Linked DNA regions of Homo sapiens: region 2 is linked to region 1. A link is a loop called in an ENCODE intact Hi-C map of the cell type or tissue named here. Cell type or tissue: transverse colon. All regions are shown on one strand. Each heading gives the region's core, and the rest is flanking DNA. Links, peaks and the distances in the headings are about the cores only. Region 1 overlaps ACSL1 (acyl-CoA synthetase long chain family member 1). Region 2 overlaps ACSL1 (acyl-CoA synthetase long chain family member 1).

Evidence for each region. A loop is a pair of places that touch in the nucleus more often than their neighbours do. Peaks named below come from ENCODE experiments on the same cell type or tissue, not always from the same donor. Only the 100,000 strongest peaks of a DNase experiment are listed, where the experiment ranks them.
Region 2: a loop joins it to region 1, with 2.0 times the contacts of the local background. A loop is called at or near these places in 12 of 110 quality-filtered maps.

What each region holds. Positions count from the first base shown.
Region 1 is chr4:184,810,408-184,821,141 of GRCh38, reverse strand. The region is part of intron 1 of ACSL1 (acyl-CoA synthetase long chain family member 1); the gene reads left to right. Among named protein-coding and RNA genes, the nearest start is that of ACSL1, 10 kb to the left of the region's middle. RefSeq lists enhancers at 2,629-2,718, 5,003-5,082, 5,353-5,672, 5,853-5,912, 6,053-6,232 and 1 more. In transverse colon, for the core only: no CTCF peak of the experiment used is centred there; a DNase peak (open chromatin) is centred at 5,941; H3K27ac peaks cover 1,621 bases.
Region 2 is chr4:184,759,288-184,770,021 of GRCh38, reverse strand. ACSL1 (acyl-CoA synthetase long chain family member 1) reads left to right here. Exons shown (of 21, transcript NM_001995.5): 12 at 1,572-1,706; 13 at 3,266-3,400; 14 at 4,036-4,131; 15 at 5,097-5,169; 16 at 6,767-6,855; 17 at 7,499-7,615; 18 at 9,522-9,665. Among named protein-coding and RNA genes, the nearest start is that of CENPU, 31 kb to the right of the region's middle. In transverse colon, for the core only: no CTCF peak of the experiment used is centred there; a DNase peak (open chromatin) is centred at 6,363; H3K27ac peaks cover 1,099 bases.

The DNA.
Region 1 (10,734 bases), core at 4,573-7,072:
GAGAGCAGCAGACAGAGCCAGGTGCTGCTAAGCTTCTGATGGGTTAACTCATTAGTACCTTCAGCAACCCTGTAAGGTAGGTCCTGCTGCTATCCTTACTGTACACAAGATAAAGGAACAGGTGCAAAGATTAAGTTCCCCATACCAGAATTTGAACCTAGGCAGTCTGGCTTCAGGGTCTGTGCTCCTAATTGCTGGGCTCTACTGCCCCTCCAGAGCTAGAAGTTCTCACTCCAGGAGGGCCTAGAAAGTTCCAGGTTAGGCCAGGTGCGGTGGCTCACGCCTGTAATCCCAGCATTTTGGGAGGCCGAGGCGGGTGGATCACCCTGACCAATATGGTGAAACCCCGTCTCTACTAAAAATACAAAAATTAACTGGGCGTGGTGGTACGTGCCTGTAGTCTCAGCTGCTCGGGAGGTTGAGGCAGGAGAATCGCATGAACCCAGGAGGCGGAGGCTGCAGTGAGCCAAGATTGCGCCACAGCACTCCAGCCTGGGTGACAGAGTGAGACTCTGTCTCCAAAAGAAAAAAAAAGAAAGTTCCAGGTTATACAGCTGGCAGTAAGACAGGAAGGACAGAGCTGGGTCTCCTTCGGTGTCACTGCTCCTTGATTTTACCCCCATCTCATTTACACTCTGCCTTGAATTATCTCTTTATACCACTAGAGTGCTGAAAGAGACCACAAATTTTGATTCAGCGTGGCTCAGGGAGTGATAAGATCACTTGCTATGTAGCTGTGACTTTCTAGAGAATTAAAAAATAAAAGGCTTTGCCTGCCCTGGACATTGGTCTTGTAAGGCTGGAGAACAATTGAGACGCATGACTGGCCGGGTGCAGTGGCTCACGCCTGTAATCCCAGCACTTTGGGAGGCCGAGGTGGGCGGATCATGAGGTCAGGAGATCAAGACCATCCTGGCTAACACGGTGCAACCCTGTCTCTACTAAAAATACAAAAAATTAGCCAGGCATGGTGGTGGGCACCTGTAGTCCCAGCTACTTGGGAGTCTGCAGGGATCGGAGGGGGGTGACTTGGCCAAGGTAACACAACCTGCCTGACCCTCTGGCCATGCACACGTGTGGAGTTTGTTCCCGGGCCCTGTGCCTGTTCAAAGAATGGCTGGACGTCGGTATTGCCCTTGGTTTCTGCCCTGAAGTCCAGTCAGTCAGCAGTTCTGCTTATTCTGACCCTCTCTGTGCAGTATTACCCAACACACATGCATTTCCTCCTTGCCTTCTCAGTATTGCCATCGTGAACCAGAATTGTCACCTCCAATTTAAACAGTGAAGGCCTTTGTTAGGAAGAGGGGCAGGGTGCAGAGGGGGATGGTTGCTTTTTCTAAATCACAGCTCTGATCAAATCCCTCCTAAGCAGAAGCCTTCCAGGCTCCCCTCCATAAGGCTCCAGGTGTTTACTTACCTTGCCTGTCAGGGGCTTCTGCAGCTTGCTTCCTACCTGCTATCTCCACTCCTCTCCAAACCACCATATCCTGAGGCTTCTAGAAAGCAAACTCTGGCGGCATGGGGTTAATGGGTCTGTGTACCCAAGACACTGTACCTGGGTGCTGTCATCTGCCTGACTGACCTTCCTGTGTCCTGGTCCGATGGTGTCTTTGATCCTATAGCTAAGATCAAGACACTGAAAATCTCTAGACTCAAGTCTGTGCTTTTGCTGGGATAAAGTTTGTGTTGAGTACATCTAGGCTGGGTGTGGTAGCTCACGCCTGTAATCTCAGCACTTTGGGAGGCCAAGGCAGGTGGATCATCTGAGGTCAGGAGTTCGAGACCAGCCTGGACAACATGGTGAAACCCTGTCTCTGCTAAAAATACAAAAATTAGCCAGGTGTGGTGGCAGGCGCCTGTAATCCCAGCTACTCAGGAGGCTGAGGCAGGAGAATCCCTTGAGCCTGGGAGGCAGAGGTTGCAGTGAGCCAAGATCGTGCCATTGCACTCCAGCCTGGGGTATAGAGTGAGGCTCTGTCTCCAAAAAAAAAAAAAAAAAAAGTACATCTAAATGGTACGATGCCCATGTTGGCCTATTTGGAATGCCATTCCTTGTCCCACAGAGCCCTGCTCCTCAGAGGCACTTTTCCTGGAGTGACTCTCCCCTTCCTCACCTACACTCACTGTCATTCAGCTGTAGATGCACCAGCGATCATGCTAGTGGTTAAAATATCGAAATACTCCCATCCTGGCTAGAGAATAGCTGCTACCCAAGTGCCCCCGCCCTTCATATGGAAACTAAAGGGTTAATACATGGGGCAGTAGAGGAACTTTGGAGCCCTGTTTTGGTGCACTGGCCTGTGTCTTTTCTGGCTGGTTGGTGTCTGGCCGTACTGGCTATTAAATATTTTGATGAGCATCCCAGCCTCTGTCCCACGTGCATCTTTTCATGAGTGCATATCTGGCTTCCACAGATTGGCACCCCAGCCACACTCTAAGCTCTGGGCACATGGGAGACCTAGTCATTGTCATCTCTGTGTTTTCAGCAGCGTTTAATACAGGGCCTTACCGCTAGTAAGCATGTAAGATTATCTAATGATGGATTGAGGGTAGGGCAGGTTCCGATGGTCAGATGTCCCATAGAAGGTGGTCCCTAACAAGAATATACATTGTAATGTTCCAGGTTTGTCTATTCTGATACTGTGCAAAACGTAGATCTTATAGCCAAGATCAAGGCATCGAAAGTCTGTGGACCTAAGCCTGTGCTTTCACTGAGTGAAGTTTGTGTTTCGGAGTACATCTGAGGTGTTTCTTTCCGTGTAGTTTCACTTGTGTTGGAGAAGCAGGTGGCTGTGGTCTTTGCAGGGTGTGAGAGGGGAGGAGATTAGTGTTGAGCTCCAGCTAATGTTACATAACTCTACTGTAGTCTTCCTTTACCTGGTATTCTTGTGTTCAAATTGCCCCTTGTTTCTGTGCCACTAGTGAAATGGTCAAATGGCTCATTGTTCCTTCTGTAGGACAGTTACCTACATTGCGCCTCAGGCAAGCTTCTGAGGCATCCCAGGATGGGGAGCTGGCGGGGGACCTTATCTGTCAAGCAGCCCAGCCAGGCACCTCACAGTGGACGGAACTGAGTTCTTGAGGGGGTGGCTGAGCAGCCCAGACTCCCAGGTTAGACTCTGAAGACAGCCAGTCTGTGCTTTTCTCTCCTGATGTGAGTCAGAGGCAAACTCTGCCGATGCCAAGACCTCCCTAGAGTTCAGGCAGGGTGAAGATCCTTGTCCTTGGGGTCAGGGCTGAAGCTTCAGGGTGTCCAGGACAGACCTTCAGAGGAGGCCAGCCCTGGAGCCTGGCGTGGGTCTCGGCCTCAAGCCTCTCTGTCCTGCAGAGAGGCCGGCTCAGTCTCTTCACCCTCTCAGGCAGGCCAGGCGACGGTCACCAGTAGCGTCCTGCTCTCTCTGGCATGCTTCCCTTCATCACTGGGTGATGCTGAGTGTCTTTTCCTCCCTCTTTGATGTGACAGTCCCTTTTTGCAGGCTTTTGCAGGCACTGTCCCTCTGCCTCCCAGGTGTGGCACGCATTTCAGGGTGCCTCCATTAGCAGTTTCATGCATTGTTGCCCATGGTGGGGAACAGATGGAGACACAAGGCAGGCAAGCCACCAAAGAGGCTGCAGGGCTGCTCAGGAGATGGAAGGACTGTCTCCAGAGTGGGGTGTATGCCCCATAGTGGCTGCCTAGACCATCCATTAGATTGTAGAATAGAATAGAAACATTAGAACTTCTATGGATAGTTATTTTTTGGCCATCTTTTAAATTCATATTTGTGTGTTTTCTAATGGTCAGAAAATACTTGTATATGGTTTATAGATAAAAGCATTTAATGTGAGGGGTGCATTTATTTATTGGGGTACATCATCAGAAGTCTAGAGAACCAGAAAGTTAACTCCTTCTCTAGCACCAGTATCATGAGAGACCTCTGAATGCCATTTTTTAAAAAGGAAAGAATTTGTCAATTAAAGGGGAATAGAAACTGCTCTCTGGCTAGGTTGTGATTCATGTCAAATAGGCCTGTGACTTAAGGAGAGTCAGGTTAACTCCAGAGTATGTTTTGTCTCTGGTCCCAAAACTTAGCAGTGTGGAAGCCTCATTGGGATCAGGGTTTTATTTTTTTCTCTTTTGTTTACTATCATATCCCCTGAGGCTGGAGCTGACTTGCATATCCTCAATATTTGCAAATTGAATATATGGGCGTTTTTCTTGCATGATAATTAAGTATTATGCTGAGTTGGATGCTTCAAGTCAATATTCAGGTTGCCTCCTTTTGTTTAAACCTTTGGGCAGTTGGCAAGATGCAGCCTACATGCCAGTCAGTTTTACTGTCCTGCACATGATACCCCCACGCGGTAGAACCATAGAGCCGTGGAGGCCTCAGAAATGTCACCTGAGAGACAGGGTGTTGGGATGTAACTTAAAGTAATTTTTTAAGAAGTGGGTATAATGAAACAGCAAAACGTTGATCATTACTGAAGCTGAAGTTGGAGTCACGGGTACATAAAATATAGTTTTATTATACTTCTGTGTCTACTTTTGAATAGATTTGAATTTTCATAATAAATTTTAAGTGAAACATAAAGGGAATATAGAGACCCCAAACTAGTATCACCCATTCCGAGCAGGTAATGGCCGAACTGCATAGTCTCTTTTTCTTTCTGTCTTTTAAACACTGGTCATTATTCTATAATCTTCTGCAACTTGTTAGGTTTGTTTTGATTTTGGCTTCCCCAGAGCCAGTCACCTCTTTTTATAGTTACCTGAGCTCTTTGTGTAATTTTAGCTCATGTCTCGTGGTTGTCACCAGTACCTCTCTTCTCCTTCCCAATACGATGAGCTAAATCCTGGTTAACCTTTTCCCTATTTCACTTGTTGCTTCCTCCAACACCACTGAGGTCTTCCACATGACAGGCACAATTCAGAGGCCAGAACAGGGTCCCATGTTTTTTGCAGGCTGCGTCCAGTCCTGGGGAACCTCATAGCCTGTGATTATCTTCTAGATTCCATTCATGTCTGCTTTTTTTTTTTTCTTTTGGATGGCGTCTCTGTTGTCCAGGCTGGAGCGCAGTGGTGCCATCTTGGCTCACTGCCGCTGCGCCCCCCACAGGTTCAATCGACTCTCCTGCCTCAGCCTCCGAGTAGCCGGGACTACAGGTGTGTGCCATCACGCCTGGCTAATTTTTGTATTTTTAGTAGAGATGGAGTTTCGCCATGTTGGCCAGGCTGGGCTTGAACTCCTGGCCTCAGATGATCCACCCACCTCTGCCTCCCAAAGTGCTGGGTTTACAGGCATGAACCTGTAAACCTGGCCTCATCTCTGCTTTTTAAAGTAACAGCAGGTACCTGTTGAAATCTGTAAAAACTCAACTCAGAAGTGGATTTCTCCAAACTCGTGAGAGGCTGATCTTCTTCTCCCTGGGCAGAGAGGTCTTTGTGTCCTGTCTTCTCACCCGTGTCCTGCTAAGCCATTTCTGTGGTTATCAGTCTCTGAAACCTTGGTCTATTTTAAGAGGTGTGAGTAACTCTACCCAACCTTTGCCCTTTTTAACCTTCTTATCCAGGTCACTGATATGTGATAGCTGTGACCTCTGCGAGCTGTGGGGTGCTGTGGACTCCTTGAAGACAAGGACTGGGTCTTACTCTTCCCAGTTTCCCCCCCCAGGCCTGGGTCCTGGAGGGGACAGGAGGGCTCTGTGAACTAAACACCCACTGGGTGAGGGCGAGCCTCCTTTAGCCAGCTGTTTCTTACTCAGCCAAGACATTGACAAGAATGCTGTCATGGGAGAGAGAGAGGCAGAGGCTCCTGACGGTTGCCTTACAATGCGGCTGCGAGTCCCCAGCCCACCTGCCGCTCCTTCAGGGCCTCCTCCCTGCCTCTTTGCTCACAGCACTGTCTGGCTGTTGCTGGTGTTTCTCCACCCACTCCTGTCTCTGCCTGTTCAGACTTGGCCTGGTTCCACCCTCAGCTCTCTGGACAGCCCTCCCTCGGATGCCTGGTGCATGCGTACTGTTTTCTCCCTCCCCTAGATTCCTGGAGCACCAGGGCCCTACCTGCCGTGGTTATCAGATCTGTCTTCTGTAGCTCTGTTAACTCTTGCAGGTGTGTTTGTCTTCATTGATATCCTAAACTTGCTGAAGGCAAAGAAAACCTTGTAAGTATTTTATCCTCAGGCTTTCTGATTGTCAGGAACTAAGGAGAGTTGGTTATCCCCCTGGAATGTTCAGAGTGTTGCTTCTTTTTTTGTGGTGTGACTCCTTTTTCAAAGAGGCACGAAAGTGGAAGTGGCTCACATAGCAGGTCAGTGGCTGAGCCGGGTCCAGCGTGGGCAGACGGGGCAAAGCATAGCTACATATTTTCCAGGAGGGGTTTATATCCTATCTGTCATTCTGTTCTGAGGACAGGTCACTACCTAAATCCTTCGTGGAGCAGGTGGGAAATACATAAATACAGGAGGACATTAACTGACCTGACTCACTTATAGCTTCTTTATCTGGAGAAACTTTTAAAAATACAGCTAATAGTTAGGATGGCAAGTTTTATATTAATTTTTCCATAGTAAAAAATTGGGAAAAATACAGCAACATACAAAGAACAACAACATAGTAGTAAAAACACCCATAGACTCGCCACATAGAATTGAAGGTTTTAACATTGACTCTTTTCTTCATATATCACTGTTCCCTGGGGGTTTTGGGTATTAGGTGGAAACTTGATTGTTTAGTCCTGGACGCCAGGATTGTGTGGCCATCTTTTCCCTTCTCTTACATAGTCTTGGAGAAGCTACCATGATGTTCATGATGGAAAGAGGCGTAGCTCTCCTCTGTTCCCACTCTCCTTTTTTTTTTTTTTTTTTTTTTTGAGGCGGAGTCTCGCTCTGTCGCCCAGGCTGGAGAGCAGTGGCACGATCTTGGCTCACTGCAAGCTCCGCCTCCCGGGTTCATGCCATTCTCCTGCCTCAGCCTCCCGAGTAGCTGGGACTACAGGAGCCCACCACCATGCATGGCTAATTTTTTTGTATTTTTAGTAGAGACGGGGTTTCACCGTGTGAGCCAGGATGGTCTTGATCTCCTGACCTCGTGATCCACCCGCCTCGGCCTCTCTAAGTGCTGGGATTACAGGCGTGAGCCACTGTGCCCAGCCTTACATGTTCATATTCTGTTTATTTCCATAGTCACCACGGGAAGATGGGAAGATCCTGACTTTGGGCAGAGCACCTGAGAGGACCCCAGGATCTAGGTACCTTCTCTGCGTGCAGTTTCTCAAACAAGTGGAGCTTCCTCTCCATCCATGGCCCTCGGAGGAGGAAAGTGCCTGCATAGCTTGGGGCCAGCTCTGGCTACTGTGAAAGGACATTTGATCCTCTCTGCTGTTCAGTTGTGCTCTCTTCTCCTGGTGTGGTCTCTTGCTTCAGGGCTTACTTTGTGGTTAGCTGAGTCCAGTAAGGTGAAGAGTCTTCTGGATTATTTCAGTGGCAAAAAGCCTTTTATTTCCTTCTTTAGCTTTCGTAATAACAGGCCGTGCTTGTCTTGCCTAATACCCTTAGAACATGCTGTCATGTTCTTCAACTTGCGGTCATAGAGACACAATTCCGACTCTTCCTGTGCTGAACATCAGCTGAAATAACATGCCGTATTGATCCAGTTCATGAGTGAGAAGTTTAGTCTACACAAGCCTTTTCTGTCTTGCTCTTTGCAGAAGGATTGCGTCAGCCTAAAAAGCGGATCTTTTTGTCTCCATCCGCTGCCACAAAGCTGTTGACGGAGGCTATCTGCCCAAGTTGGCTGCCTTCTCTAGCTCTTATCAGTAAACTTATCTGCCTCATTGTGACATATCTACAACAGTTGCTTAGCCTTATTCAATCAGTATTGGAAGACAAGTGGAATCATCTTTCTTCTCATAGGAAATTTTTTGAATGGAAACTTGCCCTCTTAAATATGTACCGCCAAAATTTAGCCCTGCTGTCCCACGCAAAGGCTGTACATGACCTGGATATCGTCATGGGGCATGTCCTAACTATAATCATCATTTTCTCAAGTGGATGTACATGACAGATCTTTGCAGCTGTGTGTGAAGAGAGAAGGGAGGAGAGCTATATGTTTTGTTTTGTTTTGTTTTGTTTGCTCTGGAGAATGTTGGGCATATCCTGTTGTCAGCATTCCGTACATCTCAGGTGGCCGCCCACTAGCTCTGTGTTTCTGGGAGCATTCTCCTCACTAGAGCCCTCGCGTGGGACTCTGGATCTTGTGCTTGAGTCTTGTCTGTTTCCCTGGTTTGGAAGATTCTCTTTTCTGTCATAGAAAACTCACAGAAGTTGGAGTCCAGCCCTGGTATGGGGCTCTGGGCTCAAGCCTTTCTGATATTTGCTGTTTTACTTAAGAAAAGTACTTATTTGATCTCTTCCCTTCCCCCGGGGCAGCCTTGATTTGTTTTAAATGAATCATCAGTCGTCTGTCCAAATCTCACTGTATCTCAGCGTCTTCTAAAGACAGTAGCCCTTAGAGTTGATGGCAGTCTTGGGCTGACATTCTACATAAGTGAAACAATTTGAGAAATATAAAACATGATCAAAATAAGAGCAAGAGAATATTTTTATGTCCCCTTTACATCAGTGGCTCGCACCCTTTTCTTTTTCCCCCAGTCAGCCAGGAGATGTTCTCTACTCCTTTCTGGTGTGCGGTGTAGGAGTCTGGTGGCGGGTAGAAGGAGACTACTGAAGTTGGAAAATGCTTAATACCCCCTTTCTTTTTGGAGAATCACTGTTCTATGAATATATCCTCAAGGGACTTGCTGCAGAGACACAGTCAGAATCACAGAGGGTCTGACACGGTCAGAATCACAGAGGGTCATTCATGACTCAGTAGATGTTTGTTAAGCACCTGTCCTTGGCTCGGGACTGTGTTAAGAACCAAGGGCATATAAAGACAGATGGGAGGAGACCCTGGCCGGGGAGAGGAAGAAGCATCTACATAGGTACTAAGTACCATTCGCTGTAAGTGTAAGACAGGAGGTGCTAAGTACCACACAGGGGTTACAAATAAAGAAGTCCTGGAGTTCAGAGGAAGGACTGATTGCTTCTCATAGAGGGGATTGTGTAGGATTTCTGGGTAGTTGTGGAACCGCCGCCTCCTCCCACATGAAGGAGGGCCCTGAGGACCCTGGAAGGTTGGGCCGGTTGCTCACAAATCACCCTCCTGTCTCCTCCTCCCAGTGTCTCTTCAGTGTTTTGCCATTCATTCTCAGGCTCAAAATTACTTCTCTTTTGTCCATTTGTATCCACTTAAGCAATTTTTAAAAATAATTAAACTTTTTTTATTGTGGTAAAATATATATAACATAAAATTTGTCATGCTAATCATTTTTAAGTATACAGTTACACAGTGGTTTGAAGTACATTCATAGGGTTGTATAACCATTACCACCATCTAGTTCCAGAATGTTTCGTCATCCCGAATTGAAACTCTGTGCCCGTTCAGCAATAACGCTCATTCCTCCTCCCCCTGCCCAGCCCCCAGTAACCTCTCTGCTGCTTTCTGTCTCTGTGAATTTGCTGATTCTAGGTACCTCCTAGAAGTGAGATCATGTAGTATTTGTCCTTTGCTTCATCCATGTCATGGCATGTATCCAAATTTCCTTCTTTTTAAAGGTTGGATAATGTTCCATTGTATAGACTACATTTTGATCCGTTCATCTGTTGTTGGAAATCTGGGTTTGAATCCTGGGCTCTTAAAGCATTGTGCAGCTGGGCGCGGTGGCTCACACCTGTAATCCCAGCACTTTGGGAGGCCAAGGCGGGCAGATCACAAAGTCGGGAGATCGAGACCATCCTGGCCAACACGGTGAAACCCCGTCTCTACTAAAAATACAAAAAAAAAATTAGCCAGGCGTGGTGGCGGGTGCCTGAAGTTCCAGCTACTCCGGAGGCTGAGGTGGGAGAATGGCGTGAACCCAGAAGGCGGAGCTTGCAGTGAGCCGAGATCACACCACTGCACTCCAGCCTGGGCGACAAAGTGAGACTCTGTCTCAAAAAACAAAACAAAAAAAAAGCATTGTGCATCGTGGCTTGTCATTGTCAGTGTCACCTATGCCCTCTGTTTAGACTTGAACACCCACGCACGACTGGGCTGATGTGCTCAGCTCTTGAGGTCTGTGGGCTTTGGCTTCAGACCCAGGCACTCATCCTGTTCTCATGTGGAACTAGGGCAGGACATTTGACTCCTGTACAGTTTCCTGATCTTTGAGCTGAAGGCAGTAACAACCCCGTGCAGTAAGGACTGTGACGAGGACGCATTTAGCCCTGTGCGCAGTCCCGTAGCACAGCACCTGACACACGGCAAGTGCTTAAGCACAGTGGCTCCTAACAAACTCATAACTAAGCCCATTTCCCCAAACATCTTCCTTCCCCTTTCCTATCCTATCCTATCCTATCCGCTTGAGCCCTATCGTTTGTTCCAGATTAATGTGCGAAAGTGCGAGCCCTGAGGTCAGGAGGCACTTCTAGTAGCCTTGTCTCTGTCCCTGGGGCATGAAGGATAGCTCATTTTCCCAGATGATTCTCATTTGTCAAGGACCAGCTCAGCTGTGCCTTCTCCATGCAACCCTCCCTAAGAGCAAATGCTCCCTGTCAGAATTCATTTTGCACTTACTGCTACTCTGTTATCCACTATTTTGTGTATACATTTATGTTATGTCTTTTAATTCCAAGCCCAATATAAGATTCCTGTCCCAATATAAGATGAAAGTG
Region 2 (10,734 bases), core at 5,057-7,556, 52 kb after region 1:
CAAAGCCCAGCGAGGCTTCCGTTCTGTGAGAAGTCTCTATTTTTGATTGTGCTTGTTCCTAATGCACAAGTTGGCTTGCGACTAATTTTTTCAGCAATATTCTAAGTGCCCTTGGAGAAAGAGGATGATCCTTGAGTTGACCTTTGCCTAGGCTCCCTGTAATCAACTGTGTGACTAATTTTAAAACTGACCAAGAACCACCTTTTTTCCTTCTTTGACAATTTTGGATTTTATGCTGTAGGAAAAAACAATGAGCACCATTCATTCATTTAGTGAGTAGTTACTGAGCTCTAGCTGTGTGCCCTCTGCTGTGTTGGAGACAGAGGTGACTATCAGCCGATGCTTTGGATGACAGCTGCCCTGTCGGATTTGCTCATCCCAAAGGATCGAAGGCGATTAGATCCCATCTGCCATCTGTTCCTTCTACTTCCTGCACACCTCAGAGTCTTCTGGGTTTATAAAGCAATCTCACATGAGTTGCTGTACCTAACGAGTTTTAGAGGTGTGCCTAGAAGGCAGGCCACGCTGAACAAAAGCTTTCTGAGCTGTAATTGTTAAACAGTGAACCATGGTGTACCTTTCTCGTGGTTTCTGCTTCTAAGACAGAGAACATTTGTACTTCCCTTGTGTCATCTTTTGAATCTTTTCTTTTTAAATTTTAAAATAGGCAAACTGTCAGGTCCATATGGCTTGCCAGCATGGTTTGTACTAGACAGGAAAAAAATCATGCAGTGTATTCTAGCTGAATGGCAAGCCACTCTGGTATTAGATACCCTGGTGTCACAAATTCATCATACTTGGTGGCCTTTCAGAAACTTCTAGTTAGATTCAAACAAAAGAAAGTGAGACTTTAACAAACTTGGACTCTAGGCAAGAAGTTAAGTTTTTATTTTGAGAATAAATTAAATGTAAAGTTTCTGGAAGGCTATATATATATATATATATATATATTTGAGACAGAGTCTCCCTCCGTGGCCCAGGCTGGAGAGCAGTGGCACAATCTCAGCCCACTGCAATCTCCGCCTCCTGGGTTCAAGCGATTCTCCAGCCTCAGCCTCCTGAGTCGCTGGGACTATGGGCACCCGCCACCAAGCCCGGCTAATTTTTGTTTTAGTAGAGATGGGGTTTCACCGTAACGTGGCCAGGCTCGACTGGAACTCCTGACCTCAAGTGATCCACCTGCCTCGGCCTCCCAAAGTGCTGGGATTATAGGTGTAAGCCACCGCGCCCAGCCACTAAAAATATTTAGAATATGTAATACCATGTCATTCATTGAACAGATACTTACCACCGCACTAAAAGAGTAGAACCTCTGTGGTCATCACTAAAAACAACATAGCCTGGTTTTTTACTGAGTCCCATATCTTCAGGATAACCAAGAGAAATACCACATTTCCATGTTGTACAATGACTAGTAAATGCACATTTTTTTTAAGTTACCTATATTTAGGAAATTTAAGATTTCTGGAAACTGGCCTGAAATGCTAAAACTGAAATGTTGGATGTTGTCCATATGTTGTGTAACCCCTGCTGTGGTGATAAAATGTTTGTTTTTTCCATTACCCCTATAGTGTGTAATGCTGTGTCATGGAGCTAAAATCGGATTTTTCCAAGGAGATATCAGGCTGCTCATGGATGACCTCAAGGTGCTTCAACCCACTGTCTTCCCCGTGGTTCCAAGACTGCTGAACCGGATGTTTGACCGAGTAAGTTCCAAGCAGCGAAGTCCCAGGACTGAGCACTGACTTGGACGCAGGGGCTTGGGCTTGAATTGGGCTGTGCCATGTGCCATCTGTATGACCCTGGACAATCCTCCCAATCTTACAGAACTTCAGTTTACTCATCTGTAAAGTTAGAATGCGTTTACCTCTCAGAGTGGCTGATAAGGATTATAAGAGAAAATGCATGAACACACTTTGTAAACCATGGTCACAACACAAGCATAATGTGGGAGGTCATTTTATTTTTACAATAAACACTTTGAGCCTCTGCTTCCTCATGTGTAACACGGACTGTTTACCTCTTCTCTCCTACTGTTTGTCTCCAAAAGTTGCTAATGGGATCACGTAAGAATAGTAACTATGAAATGGTTTTCTTCATTGTAAAGCTCCTTGCATGGACATGTAAAACATTACTTAATTGGCCACACTGAAAGAAGTGACTAAGCCACAGCAGAGCCCAAGAGAACACCAGCCCCTCTGCGGTGGGTATCATTGCGTGGACCGCACAGCCAGGGCCAGGCGCGAGGGGCATGAGCAATCTCCAGAAAGAGTGTTCACTTACTCTTTATTTTGAGGCAGGACTTTTGTTATCTCTCAGAACGTTCTTATGTTTTTAATGGTTCTTTTTAAAAGGACAACTTTATCAACATATAATACTCTGTATAATTTGCTGATTTAAAGTGTGTAATTCAAAGGTTTTGAGTACTTTCACAGTTCTCCAGCCATCACTACAATCAATTTTAGAACATTTTCATGACCTCCAAGAGAAACCCTTACCTATTCTTTATCAGCTCCCCGACCCCCTCCACCCTTCAGCATCCGCTCATCTGTGTATTTCTCTATTCTGGACTTTTCTGTGGATGGAATCATGCCATATGTGCTCCTTTGTGACTGGCGTCTTTCACAAGCATCCATGTAGCACGTATTAGCACTTCATTCCTTTTAACGGCCAAATAGTATTCCACTGTATGGGTATAACGCATTTTATTTATCCATTCCTTTTTTTTTTTTTTTTTTGAGACAGGGTCTCTCTCTCTGTCATCCAGGCTAGAGTGCAGTGGTGTTATCATGGCTCACTGCAGCCTCCACCTCCAGGGCTCAAGCAGTCCTCCCACCTTAGCCTCCTGAGTAGCTGGGACCGCAGGCATGTGCCACCATGCCCGGCTAATTTCTGTATTTTTTGTAGAGATGGGGTCTTACCATGTTGGCCACACTGGACTCAAACTCCTGAGCTCAGGAGATCTGCCCACCTCAGCCTCCCAAAGTGCTGGGAATACAAGCGTGGGCCACCGCACCTGGCCTACACATTCCTACTCGATGGGCATTTGGGGATGTATGTGTCCATTGCTCCTGGGTGTATACCGAGGTGTGGAATTGCTGTCCTGTGCTGACCATGTGGGGCCGTTAGAGGACCGGCCAGGCTGTCAGAGCAGCTGTGCCATTTTGTGTTCCCCAGCTGTGTGTGAGGGTTCTGATTTCTCCACACTCTTTGACTCTGGCCATCCTAGTAGGTGTGAAAACTTTCTCATGTCTTGCCTCATTAGATTTTCGGACAAGCAAACACCACGCTGAAGCGATGGCTCTTGGACTTTGCCTCCAAGAGGAAAGAAGCAGAGCTTCGCAGCGGCATCATCAGAAACAACAGCCTGTGGGACCGGCTGATCTTCCACAAAGTACAGGTAACACGTGACTCACAGCCACTGCTCCCATGGAAACCGACTTCGCTTTTCAGAGTTCTGGGAGGGCCTTTTTTGTGAGAGGGAGAGATGAAGGTAAGGGAGAGAATAACATGTTTTTGTTAATTCTGGCACACATTTAAAAACTAAGGCAAAGCCATTAAGGAGGCCTCAGTTTCTAAGATCAATAGTATTGCAGCCATCTAGGGGGAAAAGGAGTCAGGGTAGTGGAGCCTTTCTCATTCTCCATTTTGTTGCGTTTTTCCGGAACAAGCGTGTCACTCTTGAGGTAATTTTTCAAGCATGAGTGATAACGTGTAACAATATCATGCCCCCCAGAAGGCCAGAATTGTGGTAGTTGCCACAGATCTGCCCAGTTGTGTTCTAATTCCCTGAAATAGCTTCTGCAGAGGTGGGGCTGACTTCCATCCCCATTGGGAGGGAACAGGGCAGTCACGGGTGGAAACAAACCGTAGCCCTGTGCTGCCATCATGAGGGCTGTGAGTTCTCCGTGTGGCCTCCGTGTGGTCTGCAGCTATGGGTTAGGGAACGGGGTCCCAAGCAGGCCCCCTTGGCGGAGAGGCCGCCGACTTCCAGGTGTGTAACCCTCACCTTCTCCCACTCTCCCTCCCTGAAAGTCGAGCCTGGGCGGAAGAGTCCGGCTGATGGTGACAGGAGCCGCCCCGGTGTCTGCCACTGTGCTGACGTTCCTCAGAGCAGCCCTGGGCTGTCAGGTGAGGTGGATGTCACGGCGCCTGATTCTCCCACACTAGGATGCCCAGTCCTCTTCTGCACCAAAAGTCATCTGTACTGTGTGTGTGTGTGTGTGTTCTTTCTTAATTGACAAGCGTATCTATATTTATGGCGTAACAACATGATGTTTTGATGTATGTAATATGTAAACATTGTGGAATGGCTAAATGAAGCTAATTAACATGTGTCTTACCACCCATACTTTTTTTTCCCACGTGGTGAGAACACTTGGAATCTACCCTCTGGGCAGTTTTCAAGTATATGATACATTGTTGTTAGCTCTAGTCACCACGTGGTGCTATGGAGCTCTTGAACCAGTTCCTCCTGATGGAGACTTTGTGTCCTTTCACCAACATCACCCCTATCCTTCCCACCCCCTACTTTGTGTGTGTGTGTTATGTTTGTTTGGAAGATATGTTATTATTAGGTTGCTTGGAGAAGCAACCATATGTATATTTTTTACCCTAGGCAGGGGAATGTGTGTGTCTGCCATTTGTTGAATTTTCTCTAGGATCAGGTGCAAGACAACCTTTAGAAGCAGGTATGCAGCTGTGGAATGGGTCACAGGTGATGAGCCTACCCGCACACCATGCTGACAACCTGTAGTAAAGGGAGAAAGGAGGATTTGGTGGCAGACGGGGCATGTGTGGGGTACATGTCCTGTGAATTGGCCAAGGGAGTTCACTGCTGCTGGGTGGTGACCAGTCACATAGGGGTTCTCCCTCGCTTGGCCACTGGAAGTTAAATAGAAGGTGTACCTGGGTGACGGCTGGTGTTGGCGTAAAGCACACTGGACCATTGAATGAACTTACTGAACAGACCATTTGAAATGAGATTTCACCAGTCAGCCATGACTTGGGAGTTAGTGAGACTTCATTGCTTGTGCACTTCCAGTAAAGGTGTGATTGTGCTCTCCTTAATAATGTTGCATCTCTTGGTGCCCCAGTTTTATGAAGGATACGGACAGACAGAGTGCACTGCCGGGTGCTGCCTGACCATGCCTGGAGACTGGACCGCAGGTATGGCTGTAGGAGGCTCCTTTTTGGAATTTTGTTATTCATACTGGGTTATTGGTATGTCTGGAATTGGGTTAATCACTGACTGGTTCATTAACCATCTTAAACAAAAGTGCTATGTTTCTGATCATTAGGCTCTGGGGGCAAACACTCTTGTAAGTCAGGGCACTGTGGGGAGAACACCTCCTGCAACTGAGGGGTGGCGCTGGGGATCTGACTGTAAAGCTGGTGGCAGCAGAGACTTGCCTAGACTCTACTAGTGACATCTGAGAGGGGCCCTGTGTTCCAGATTGAGAGTGTCTGGCCCAACAGAGCTTCCTAGTAATTGAGTAGGGTCTCGTTATTTGCTGGTCATTTTAAACAACAAATAGTTATTGAATTTGTACTGTGTGCTGTGCTAGGTGTTGGGACTACCAATAGGAATAAATACAAGTCCTTTTTCTCAAAAAGTCATTTCTCAAAAGGAAAAAGGAGGAGGACAAACAAAAATAATTGAGCATCTGTCATGGGTAAGCCTCTGTGATGGGTGCTTAGGATGTACCTAATGTCAGTGTAACCCCAACAGTGTCCCTGTGAGATAAGTTCTGGTACTTCTCAGAGGAAATTATAGATTGTTGCTTAAGTAACACATAAATGATGTATGAGAATTTACGCGGCATTATGCTTTGGAGCCAGGATTTCAACCCCGGCCTGACTGCAGAGCTTCTGTGCTTCCTCTGTGTCACCTGAGTAGTAAATTCTACACTGTGATAAATAAACTTCCCAGCTTATTTGGAGTATTATAAGTATTAGCACCATTTAGTAACATATATTCTAGAACCTAGCACTGTCCACTAACATCATTGTCCTGGAATTAACGCAGACAGTCTGTGAATCTTCTTTATGGTATTTGTTTAATTTTTAACCTCAGTTTCCTTAACAGAGAATTTGGAATACTGATCTCTAGAAGCTCAAATTATTAAAACATAGGAAGAATTATTTGTGATATCTAATGTGATATCTAACATATCTAATGTCTGTTGTTGCTGCTTTTGGAAAAGACAGCCCAGTCTTAACAGCCTTTGGCAAGAGAGTTAAGTTAGCTGTAGAAATAAGCACTGTCCCGTCTTAGTAAAAACTGTAAGACATGCTTCTTCATACGCAAGGAAATAAAGGCCGTGTTGATCAGAACCAGGTGGTGCGTGAGGTTTGCCAAAGCTGCATATGTTCTCTCTTCTTACAGAGAACAGGATGCTAAGAATTCTGTGTAAGATGAGTGCAAGTAATGGGTGGGGGCGATCGGAGGGTGGAAGCCGAGTGAAGGTTTGAGAGAGGCTGCTTCCAGGTGTTTGTAGGAACCTTCACATAGAGGCCAAATTACTCATAAATAACTCAGAGCATCACACTTGGAAAAGGTCCTGAAGACACTAAATATGTTCTTCCCTAGTCTAAGAATAGACTCTCTTAAATTATACTAGGAAGAGAATGGCTGTAATTGCAGAAATCAGAAGTTTATCCCAGCCGTTTTTCTTATGTGGAATCCTGTTTGCTATCAAAATAATTTGACCTGAGGTTATGAGTAGTTCCCTTAGGAATGACCATTTGCTTATTTAATATACAGGCCATGTTGGGGCCCCGATGCCGTGCAATTTGATAAAACTTGTTGATGTGGAAGAAATGAATTACATGGCTGCCGAGGGCGAGGGCGAGGTGAGTGAAAACCGTCAGTCATTTTCCCTCGCTGCCATTTCCTGTGATCGCTGGCCTTTGCGAATGCTGTGGTATTTCCCAACAGCTCAATAAAGCCATTGAACTTGACTTCATTGGTGATCCTGGAGTCTGCCAGGCTTCTTTCTGAGGGTACATTTATGTTCAGCTCTCGGGGAGTGGGCAGGAGGGACACTGATGCCTGTCTTCCTCTGCCAGGCCTCATAGGGATTTGGGCTGGAGAGCCTGCAAAGAAAGGCCCGGTGGCCTCAGTTCCTGGGACGAAGGTCCTGCCTGTTGATTGCCCTGGGTACCTATTAGTGAGCTGCTGGCTGCTGGATGGGAAGCCTAATTACTTAAAAGTGATTTCATCCCCTGCGGGGCTTTCCAACAGCTTTGAGCCAGAACCTAGGGCAAGCATTTGCCCTACAAATCGGCCAGAGCTGAGGTAATTCAGGAAGGGAAGTAGGGGCACTGGAGATCTCTCGCAGACCCTGGTGGGGCTCTGGTAACTCCCTCTGCATCCTGGAGTTTAGGGCTTCCAGCTAAAGGTTGGGGCAGACACACACGTACACACATGCACACACCAGTTTTCTCTGGAAAAACCCCAGTAAATGCTGTTCACTGATGATCTTCTTTTCTTTAGGTGTGTGTGAAAGGGCCAAATGTATTTCAGGGCTACTTGAAGGACCCAGCGAAAACAGCAGAAGCTTTGGACAAAGACGGCTGGTTACACACAGGGGACATTGGAAAATGGTTACCAGTAAGTTGCCGCCTCCTCAGGTCACAAACAGTTCAGTTCCACTGTGGGGAAGAAAATGTCTTATCTACTGTGCAGCTGCCATGTGGCAGTGGCACCCTGAATTTTCTCTTTCCCTTCCTCCTTGGTGAGTGGTATGATGTAGACTGTTCCATTTCCTGCAGGGGACAGGGTTACACTTAGCATCCTTGGTTGGATTTTCACTTTCACTTCAGCGAATATGTTTTGTTCTGATGCTTTTTTGTTTCTTTGTTGTGTTTTTGGGGTTTTTTTTTTTTGAGACGGAATCATGTTCTTGTCACCCAGGCTGGCTGGAGTGCAATGGCGTGATCTCGGCTCACTGCAACCTCCACCTCTCGGGTTCAAGTGATTCTCCTGCCTCAGCCTCCCAAGTATCTAGGATTACAGGTGCCCACCACCACACCTGGCTGATTTTTATATTTTTAGTAGAGACGGGGTTTCACCATGTTGGCCAGGCTGGTCTCAAACTCCTGACCTCAGGTGATCCACCCGCCTCAGCCTCCCAAAGTGCTGGGATTACAGGCGTGAGCCACCACCGCGCCTGGCCCGTTTTGATGCTTAACATCAATTCTGGTTGTTGCTTCTCAACCGGAATACAAAGAGACAGTGGCTTTTTTACAATATCCGTACTGAGCCGTGATGTTGAGGCCTCAGTTAAATAAGATCTGGGGGAAGTTGTGGTAGACTTCCAGCAATGTAGGATGGGTAAGGATTTGGGAATAAATGTGTTTCTTAGGTTTGTCATCTCATTAAAAATAGGGTGTTTCACAGATTAGGCGAACTCCTTGAATTTAGTTGAATGTAGTCTCAGAACCATTTACTGTAGAGAAATTCTGAAGAGTCTATCTTAAGAGTGAGAAGCTTGTGCAAGAAGCCTGACCTGTCCTACCTGTTGGTTTGACCAGTAATCTGCTGTTTCGAAGTTATTATGATGCTGATTGCAAGCCCTAAAATTACAAATATAATTTTTATTACTGTGTATTGGCAGATTCTTGTAGATTTTAGGTGCTTATTTCTTTGGAATTTGTATTGATTAGAAAAATACCTCCCAAAATTACTTCAGATTTTGCAATACCCAAACTATTTAGAGCTAAATTAAGTCCCCCTCTTCCGGTTCAAGAGAGATTAAATGTCAGTTCCAATTCTACTGTGGCACTCACGAACACATCCCATAGTCTCTCTGGACCTTGGTTTGCTCCTTTTGAAAATGGAGAACTGGTGTGGAACAAAAGAACCCTAGACACTTTCTACAGATGACTTTTGGAGGCATGAGAGTGGCCCCGGGGTGGGGATGGGGTAAAAGTGGGACTAGGGTTTTGCTTACGGCACTACTGGGATGTGGCTGGTCTGGTCCAGAGATGCTAGAGCACTTCCACAGTTGACTCACTCTTCCCAAAGGGCCAAGAGCACCCCTCCAGACATCGAGGAAGAAAACAGGAATTTGGCCTTTGTGTAGGAAACATTTCTTGAACTCTTACTCTGTGCAGAGCACTTTGGAAGGAAAAGTTGTGTTCCTGCTATTAAGGAACTTGAGTCACTTGGTGAGCCAGATGTGTATGCGCCTAATTCAGACAGGAGGCTAAATGAGCCAGCAAAGCCTTGCTAGTGTTGACCAGTCAGTGGTGCCAAGTGGTGACGCTGAATAAGCACGGGCTCTAGGACCCCTTCTCTGTCTCTGCACTTGGCCAAATAGCCTTGGACAAGTTCCTCAGTCTCTCTAAGCCTTTGTTTTCCTCTCTGTAAAATGGGATCATAACTGACCTCTGTGGGATGTTATTAGAATTAATCAATAGTGTGTATTAAATACCTTTCAGTGTTGTACTGGGATCCATCCTGGTTGGAAACCAGCCATCAGCCCATTCATAACCCCCTCCCCTCTGATCAACAGAATGGCACCTTGAAAATTATCGACCGGAAAAAGCACATATTTAAGCTGGCACAAGGAGAATACATAGCCCCTGAAAAGATTGAAAATATCTACATGCGAAGTGAGCCTGTTGCTCAGGTGTTTGTCCACGGAGAAAGCCTGCAGGTATGTGCTTTCTGGGTCTTGAATCTTGCTGCATACACATTGCCATTGCCTGGTACTCCAGGGGCTTTAAATGTGATTGGAAGTTTGAGACGCCTATCACTTGGCTTTCATGTCTAATCTGCTAGAATATCATTGACCTGTTACTGATTTTTGTTGCTTGGCATTTCCTGCTCAGGAAAATTTGTTCTCTTTAATTTCCACATTTTTATTTTACTTAGAGAGGTCTGATGTACCAAGGGGAGGTTGGATAAACATACTGGGGGACAGGGGCATGGGTAATATATGTTTCCAATTATGAAAGAAAATATTGACATGGGTTATAAGAAAGTTTACAATTTTCAAACATATTAAACCCAGCCTATTGATGATATGCTTCCTAATCATTTTTGAGCAAACGGTGGTTGTGAACCAAGAATACTCAAAGTTGAAAATCAAAATCAGTATTGCAGTGAAACATGTATGGTATTTGCCAAAATGTTGGACAGATGATGCCAAGGAAGAGAGGATCTGGTTTCCTGAAAATTAACCTTTTGGAAAGTTGGGTCAAATGGTATTTCTAGTTCTAGATCCCTGAGGAATCGCCACACTGACTTCCACAATGGTTGAACTAGTTTACAGTCCCACCAACAGTGTAAAAGCGTTCCTATTTCTCCACATCCTCTCCAGCACCTGTTGTTTCCTGACTTTTTAATGATTGCCATTCTAACTGGTGTGAGATGGTATCTCATTGTGGTTTTGATTTGCATTTCTCTGATGGCCAGTGATGATGAGCATTTTTTCATGTGTCTTTTGGCTGCATAAATGTCTTCTTTTGAGAAGTGTCTGTTCATATCCTCTACCCACTTTTTGATGGGGTTGTTTTTTTCTTGTAAATTTGTTTCAGTTCATTGTAGATTCTGGATATTAGCCCTTTGTCAGATGAGTAGGTTGCAAAAATTTTCTCCCGTTCTGTAGGTTGCCTGTTCGCTCTGATGGTAGTTTCTTTTGCTGTGCAGAAGCTGTTTAGTTTAATTAGATCCCATTTGTCAATTTTGGCTTTTGTTGCCACTGCTTTTGATGTTTTAGACAT